Linked DNA regions of Homo sapiens: region 2 is linked to region 1. Evidence: read pairs that join two places in POLR2A ChIA-PET (ENCODE). Cell type or tissue: PC-9. All regions are shown on one strand. Region 1 has its middle 11 kb from the start of ST3GAL5-AS1. Region 2 overlaps POLR1A (RNA polymerase I subunit A).

Region 1 (4,000 bases):
AAGCCAAACATTATTTTAAAGTGGTCCCAGGTTGGTAATTCCCTTAGACACTTGTAAAAAGCAAATCACCTGTAGCAGCATGCTCTCTAGACCCAAGACTAAGACAGTTCCTCCAGAATTCCAAGGAATTTGAATTTGCAGTTTAAGACATCACTTAACTGCAAAAATAATAAAATGGCAAAAATTGGCAAAATAATAAAATGAAGATTCAGATAATGAATTAGAAGACTCAAAACATAAAATAAGGTTGTTCAGTATGTTTCTAGAAATAAAAGAAGGTATTGAAAGTATGAGTAGGAAGTAAGAGACTACCAACAATAATTCAGTAGGCCAGTTAAACAATAAAAGAGAGAGATAAAGATACAATTAGTGAATTGAAAGATGGACACAAAGAAATTACCCAAAATGCAACACTGACAGAAAAAAGGTTACAGGAAATGCAAATGAGACTAAGGGATGTGGAGGATAGAATAAACCAAAAGTCTAGCACATGCCTACTCAGATTTCCAGAAATAAAAAATAGAGAAAATGGTTCAGAGGCAATAACTAAAGAAATAATGATGGAATTTTTTCCAGAATCAAAAATACACAACCTTTAGATGTAAGAACTCCCCAAAATCAATAAGCAGGAAAATTAACAGAAATATTAGAAACATCACAGTGAAACTGCTGATCACTAGAGACAAAAAGGAGATCTTAAAAGAAGCCACAGAGAAAAGACAAATTATCTACAGGGAAATAGAAATTATGCTGAAAATTGCCAGAAGACAGGGAGTGTCTGCAAAGTTCTAGGAGAAGATAACTGTCAACCCTGAATTGTAGAAACAAGGAAATCTTTCAAGATCAAGGGCAAACTAAAGGGGTGTGAGGCAATAGTAAGTGGGGACAATAGGTAGTAGGGACTATGGCAGCTGGAGAGCTCCATCTAAAGGGGACAGCCCCTGCTCAACTTCTGCCAATTGCTGGCTTATAGGAGTCAAACACTCTGTGTCGCTAGATCTTTAGATTTTTCAAGAAAGGTCAGAAATCTGGATTTTTAAAAGTTGAATTATCTCAATTTTTAAATGTTAACAACAAATTTTAAAATGTATTTAATTGCAGGGCAGACAAATACTGTGTGGGTGAAACGAAACTTCTATGTGGAGGGCCTAAAGGTCTGATAAAAGTGGTAATGTGGAAATGGTAACATGGTAGAGTATGCAAGATCAACTGGAGAGGGGACCAGGCCTCTGCTGCTTCTTCAAACACTAGCTTTTCTGGCCAGTTTTTGTTTTAGTGTTTTCTTAAACTCAGGGATGCACTTACATTCTCAATTGGGCCTGTCAGGTGCTTAGAGGCAGGAGCTTCATTTTCTCTGAACATTCCATGGAAAAGGGCATAGTGCCTGGGTTTTAGTGGGTAGGGCAAACAACCTGGTAGAACTTAGTTATTTCTTCTTCCTCCCCCAGTCTCATTCTCAGACAATTGGAGATGTTGTTTTGTCCCTTCACCCCTTCAGGAGATCTACGCCCTAGGGATTTGGGTTTCCCTTGACTGAGGTATGGTGGGATGGAGCAGTACTAGAGGGGTGGGGCTTCCTGGAGAGGCCAGGACCTGTGTCCAGTTCCCCTGAAGTGCATGATAGAGATGTCCATGAATACCCAGGTACTGACCACTAAACGCCACAGCTGTGCAGGAAGTTGGAAGTCTTATGGTCCAGACTGTGGCTGGGCTATGCATGGTGGTGGCATCTCTGTGGGCCCCAGGGCAGCTTATGTCAAGTGCCAGACTAATGGTAAGTAGGAACAAGAGTACCAACCACAGACCAAGGAGCAGGCCCCTGACCTATTTTTCTGACTCTGTATAAGAAACAGAGGCTAAAATAAGCCATCTGGTCAACCAGGTAGAACCAGATTTAGAACAAGAGCACTGTTACTGCCAATCCCACGGGATTGCTTCTAAGCAATCATAATGCCAATCACATTGCAAAATGTTTGTGGATTGCAGAAGCTCCACCAAGAATGGAGACTGAAGCAAATGGGAGAAGGGAGATAGTGGAAATGGGAGAACTAATCAAGCCTTCAGTCATCAGGGACACATCATCTCTGCTTATCCCAGAGAACATCATCCTTTGTGGCCATTTTTCTAGGGTCAACAAGAAAAAAATCATACCTTTTCATTTTCATATACACTTAGAACAGTAAATGTATTCACAGAAATATAAGAGGCATACTAGAAAGTTACAAAACCATAAATGTATAGCTCAATAAATTTTCTCTAAGTGAACATACCATGTAGCCACCTAGGCCAAGAAACAGAACATTGCCTGTCTTCCTGAGCCTGCCTCATGGCTCTTTACGGTCACCACCCTCTCAGTGTTTTCCTGCTGTGGCAGCCACTCCTCTGACTTCCGTTACATAGGTTAGGTTAGCCTGATTTTGAACTTTGTATAAAAGAAATCCTATAGTGTGGACTCTCTGTGTCTGCTTCCTTTCACTCAAAATGGCACCTGTAAGGTTCATCCATGTTGCTGCAGGTAGCTTAAATGTGTTTATTTTCATTGCTGCAGAGCATGAATAGATCACAGTATTTTTTCAATCCCCTTGGTGGATATTTGAATTGTTTCAAGTTGGAGGCTATAGCAGATAATGCTGCTATGAATGTTCTTGCTCAAATCTTTTGGTAGCCTTGTGGGGTTTGTTTGTTTGTTTGTTTTGTCTGTTTGTTTGTTTTCGAGACGGAGTTTCACTCTTGTTGCCCAGGCTGGAGTGCAATGATGCTATCTCGGCTCACTGCAACCTTCGCCTCCTGGGTTCAAGCAATTCTCCTGCCTCAGCCTCCCGAGTAACTGGGATTACAGGCATGTGCCACCATGCCTGGCTAATTTTGTATTTTTAGTAGAGACAGGGTTTCTCCATGTTGGTCAGGCTGGTCTTGAACTCCTGACCTCAGGTGATCCACCTGCCTTGGCCTCCCAGCCTTGTGCTTTTTTTAATCTTTAAGAAAAAAAAAATCTAAAAAGAGCAGTGGAACAACTAGGAGTTCTGTGATCATCTCACCATATTACTCACGATCATAACATTGTACTGAACTAAGATGGTCTGAAAGTACATTATCATGGTTCCTGGTATTTTCCTTGTACTCGGTACAGCTGCATGTAGACACTTAGAAACCCAGAATGTCAGAGCTGGAAGAAGTCTTATATATCATCCTACCCAGAATTTCCCAAATTTCATCTTTACATACATCCTCTTTGTGATTTTTGTCATATCCTCATACCACCCATACTATTATATTTTTCTTTAAATTGTCTTTTTTCATTTAAATATCTGCTTTAGCTTTATCCTAAGCAATAACAGCTGTGTACTCATAGGTTTGATATGCAAGGTATATTCTTTTTATTACCCATTAAAATTAACATACAACTATTACAATAAATGTGTCAGCCTACCACCTGTGTGAGATAGTTTCCACTGACTCCTCCTTCTGATCCACTTCCCATCCTGCTCTGTCTCAGAAGCTGCCCTCCACAGGCTAACCTCAACTGGTTCTCTTGTCTTCTGGCTTCGGGGTGTATTCAGCCAAGAGGCACTGGAGGATAGTTAGAGGTTGGGATATTTATCACCCTGACCTCCACCCTACCCTGCCCCAGTTGGCAGTAGCTGCATTCTCTAACAAAGGCCATGGGTCTCATCAGGCAGCCCCTCTCTCATGGCTGTAGAAAGAGTTTCAACCTTTTGCTCCTTCAGGTCCAAGAGTGACAATGCTTCCAGCTGTTGCAAGTCCCCCGAGTTTCCCCACCTCTTCTTGGCTCCCTTAACTATGCCCACCCCTTTATAAATAGTCCCTTCATTAAGCCCTCCTCACCTACCCCCTTTCATGAGGCCATCTGTCTCCTGCTAGGGGGATGCAGTATCAAACCCCACCAGTGGTAGGCACACATTTTTCACACCCATATAGGTGCCAGCTGAGACCCAGGAGGGAATTCCTTATCCAACATCCCCCAGCCTGTGAGTGCCAG
Region 2 (4,000 bases), 160 kb after region 1:
TCATGTCTGCTAACACAATATCCATTCTGCAGCCCACGGATAAAGGAGTTATTTTGACTTTCAAGCCTTATTATTTAAGAAATACATTTCATTAAGGCTGTAGCTGCCATAGATAGTGATTCTTCTGATGCATATGGGCAAAGTAAATGGAAAACCTTCTGGAAATGATTCACCATTCTAGATGTCATTAAAAAATTTGTGATTCATGGGAGGAACATCAGTATTAACAGGAGTTTGGAACAAGTTGATTCCAACCCTTAAGTATGACTTTCAGAGGGTCAAGACTTCAGTGGAGGAAGTAATGGCAGCAGTAGTAGAAATAGAACTAGAATTAGAAGAATCTATAAAGGAAAAAAAAGAACAAAAAATAAGTGTTGGTGAAAATGTGGAGTAACTGAGACCTTCATACATTGTTAGTGGAAATGTAAATAACACACCTGATTTGAAAAATAGTTTGCAAGTTCCTCAGAAAAGTTGAATATAGAATTACTATATGATGCAGCAATTCTACTTCTAGGTATATACCCAGGAAAACTGAAAACACACGTTCATACAAAAACTGGTACACAAATGTTCATTGCAGGTTTATTTGTAGTATCCAAAAAATGGAAACAATCCAAATTATCCATTTATCAACTGACAAATGGATACAGAGGAAACAATGGAATGTTATTCATCCATAAAGAGGAATAAAGTACTATTACATACTAAAAAATGGATGGAACTGGAAAACATTAAGTAAAAGAAATAAGTCATAAAAGGCTACATATTGTTTGATACAACTTATATGAAATGTCCAAAACAGGCTAATTCATACAGGTAAAAAGTAGTTGTCAGGGGATGAGAAGGAAGGAGGAATTGGGACTGACTGCTGTACCTATTAGGTACATGTCATCTTTTTGGAGTGATGGAAATGTTCTGGCATTACAGTGTGGTGATGGTTGCACAACATAGTGAATACACTAAAAACCTACTTATACACTTTGAAATGGTCCTTTAAAAAAAAAAGAGAGACAGGGTCTTGCTCTGTCACCTAGGCTAGAGTGCTGTGGCACAATCATAGCTCACTGCAGCCTCATACTCAGCCTCCCAAGTAGCTAGGGCTATAGGTGTGTGCCACCATGCCCAGCTACTCTACTCTACTCTCTCTACTCTACTCTACTCTATTCATTTATTGAGATGGAGTCTCGCTCTGTCGCCCAGGCTGGAGTGCAATGGCACGATCTTGGCTCACTGCAAGCTCCACCTCCTGGGTTCAAGTGATTCTTTTGCCTCAACCTCCTGAGTAGCTGGGATTACAGGCATGTGCCACCATGCCTGGATAATTTTTGTATTTTTAGTAGAGACAGGGTTTCACCAGGTTGGTCAGGCTGGTCTCAAACTCCTGATGTCGTGATCCGGCCGCCTTGGCCTCCCAAAGTGCTGGGATTACAGGTGTGAGCCACCTCACCCAGCCTTTTTTTTTTTTTTTTTTTTTTAAATAGAGATGGGGGTCTCACTGTGTTGCCAGGCTGGTCTTGAATTCCTAGCCTCAAGCAATCCTCCTACCTCATAAAATGGTAAATTTTATGTTGAATATGAATTATATCTTAATGAAAAAAAAAAAAACATAAAGGACCCAGACAAGAGGAACTGAAGTCTCCTCTTGCACTAACATTCTAGAAATGTATAATTTACTTTCTGGTCATAAACTATGCTAGGGAGAAAAAATCTGCAATGTTTTCTTAAACCAAGAAGGGCAGCAATATCTATGGGAATTATTATTTATACTAAGCCTGTATTAACCTTAAAAAAAGTCTTAAAAATAAAATGGATTTAAAAAAATGTATTGAAATGTCTATATCCTTTGACCCAGCAATTGTACTTTAAGAATTTATCTAACAGATATACTTGGCCAGGCATGGTGGATCATGCCTGTAATCTCAGCACTTTGGGAGGCTGAAGCTGGAGGATCACTTGAGGCCAGGGGTTCGAGACCAGCCAGTGCAACACAGTGAAACACCAGCTCTACAATAATAATAATAATAATAATAAAAGATAAGTCAATGAAAGTACACTAACATATACAGAAATGGGTGTTCACCACAGCACTGTTTAGAATAGTAAAAACCAGGTAATAATCGGAACATCCACTAATAGAGGGACAGTTAAGTCATCTGTGGTATACCCATATCACTGAATACAACACAGGAGGGGTTAAAAAGAACGAGGCAGATCTACATGTACAGACACAGAATGAGCCCCCAGTACATCCAGTGAATGAAATCAGTCACAAGACAATTACAAAAACATTTGTCAGCATAGCCTATGAAAACATTTAAATGAACTTCTTGCCATATTTAGAGTGTGTTAGTGTGGTCCCAATGAAAAAGCAGACTGTCTGATATAATGGAGTTCCCTTTGGAGGACTTGGTGGCTCGTTCAGAGTAAGCCATCTTAAAGACCAGCCAAATCTGAGGTCCATGTGCCTGGCCATCAGGAAAATGCATGCTTCAGGTACCAGGATGTCATGGTCAAACAGGTGGTTGTAAATATCAGATTTATCAGGTGGTTGAATGTCAGATTTAATTGTGGTTCATGGTTCTCCTGAACAGTCCCAGGGAAGGTATGATATGATTTTATTATTTCTTTTATTTTTTTTGAAACAGAGTCTCGTTCTGTCGCCCAGGCTGGAGTGCAGTGGTGCAATCTCAGCTCAATGCAACCTCTGCCTCCCACGTTCAAGTGATTTTCGTGCCTCAGCCTTCTGAGTAGCTGGGATTACAAATGTACACTACCACCCCTGGCTAATTTTTATATTTTTAGTAGAGACGGGGTTTTGCCATATTGGCCAGGCTGGTGTCAAACTTCTAGCCTCATGTGATCCACCCACCTTGGCCTCCCAAAGTGCTGGGATAATAGGCATAATCCACCATGCCTGGCCTCATTCTTATTTATTTTCTATGAGAGTATGTGTGTATATGGAGAGTGGGGTTGGGGAGGGAGGGAGTTTTTCCTTTTATCTTTATCAATAAACTTGTTTACTTTTATAGTTTAAAAGAACTTGAAGGACAGAGATCTAATAACTGAATTCATAAAGCTTGTCGAATATAAGGACAATATACAAAATTAATTGTATTTCTAGACACCAATCATAAACAATTAGAAAATTTAATAGACAGTATCATCTACCATAGCAGTATCCAGGAGTGAATCTAATGAAAAGATGTATAAGGCTTTTACATAATTGAAGGACATACTATGTTCATAATTTAGATGACTCAATAGTGTAAATACGTTGATTCTCCCTAAAGTGACCTACAGAGGCAATGCAATCCCAATGAAAAATTCTAGCAGGTATTTGTGTGCACAGTGTGAAAGTTTACAAGCTGACTTTAAAATTTATATGGAAATACAAACACCCCAAAATAGTTGACAGTCTTTTTTTTTTAAAGGTATATTGAGATGTAATTAAAGCCTATCAAGGCAGTCTTGAAGAACAAAGCTGTAGACTTTTACTATCAGAAGTCAAGATTTAGTATAAACCCACAGTAATTAAGACAGTGTGCTGTTGGTGCAATGGAAACAAACAGGGTCCAGAAACATACCCACTCATATATTACTACTTGGTTTGTGACACAGGAGTACTAGCAGTAGAGCAGTGGACTTTTCAACAAATGATGTTGCATTCACTGGCTAGGAAATCCATATGGGAAAATATGACTCTTGACCCCTACCTCACTTCATGCACATCCACAAAAATCATCCCTAGGCAGATAGCAGACCCAAGTGTGAAAGGTAAAACAATATAGCTACTAGACGATAACAGAGGGGAATACCTACAAGACCTCAGGGCAGGCAAAGAGCTCCTACAGGACTAGTCACAAAAAGCCAAGATTGGCTATAAATTAGAAACTTCTGATCATTAGAAAACAGTATTAGGTGAAAAGGCTAGCCACCAAGTAGAAGGTATTTGCAATGTATATATCTGCTAATGGACTTATACCAAATTATAGTTTAA

What was found. Peaks named below come from ENCODE experiments on the same cell type or tissue, not always from the same donor. Only the 100,000 strongest peaks of a DNase experiment are listed, where the experiment ranks them.
Region 2: POLR2A ChIA-PET joins it to region 1 with 6 read pairs; 2 of 35 experiments call an interaction of 5 or more read pairs at or near these places.

Annotation. Positions count from the first base shown.
Region 1 is chr2:85,898,186-85,902,185 of GRCh38, forward strand. No RefSeq gene overlaps it. Among named protein-coding and RNA genes, the nearest start is that of ST3GAL5-AS1, 11 kb to the left of the region's middle. In PC-9, no CTCF peak of the experiment used is centred here; a DNase peak (open chromatin) is centred at 1,786.
Region 2 is chr2:86,056,943-86,060,942 of GRCh38, forward strand. The region is part of intron 14 of POLR1A (RNA polymerase I subunit A); the gene reads right to left. Among named protein-coding and RNA genes, the nearest start is that of POLR1A, 47 kb to the right of the region's middle. In PC-9, no CTCF peak of the experiment used is centred here; no DNase peak of the experiment used is centred here; H3K27ac peaks cover 287 bases.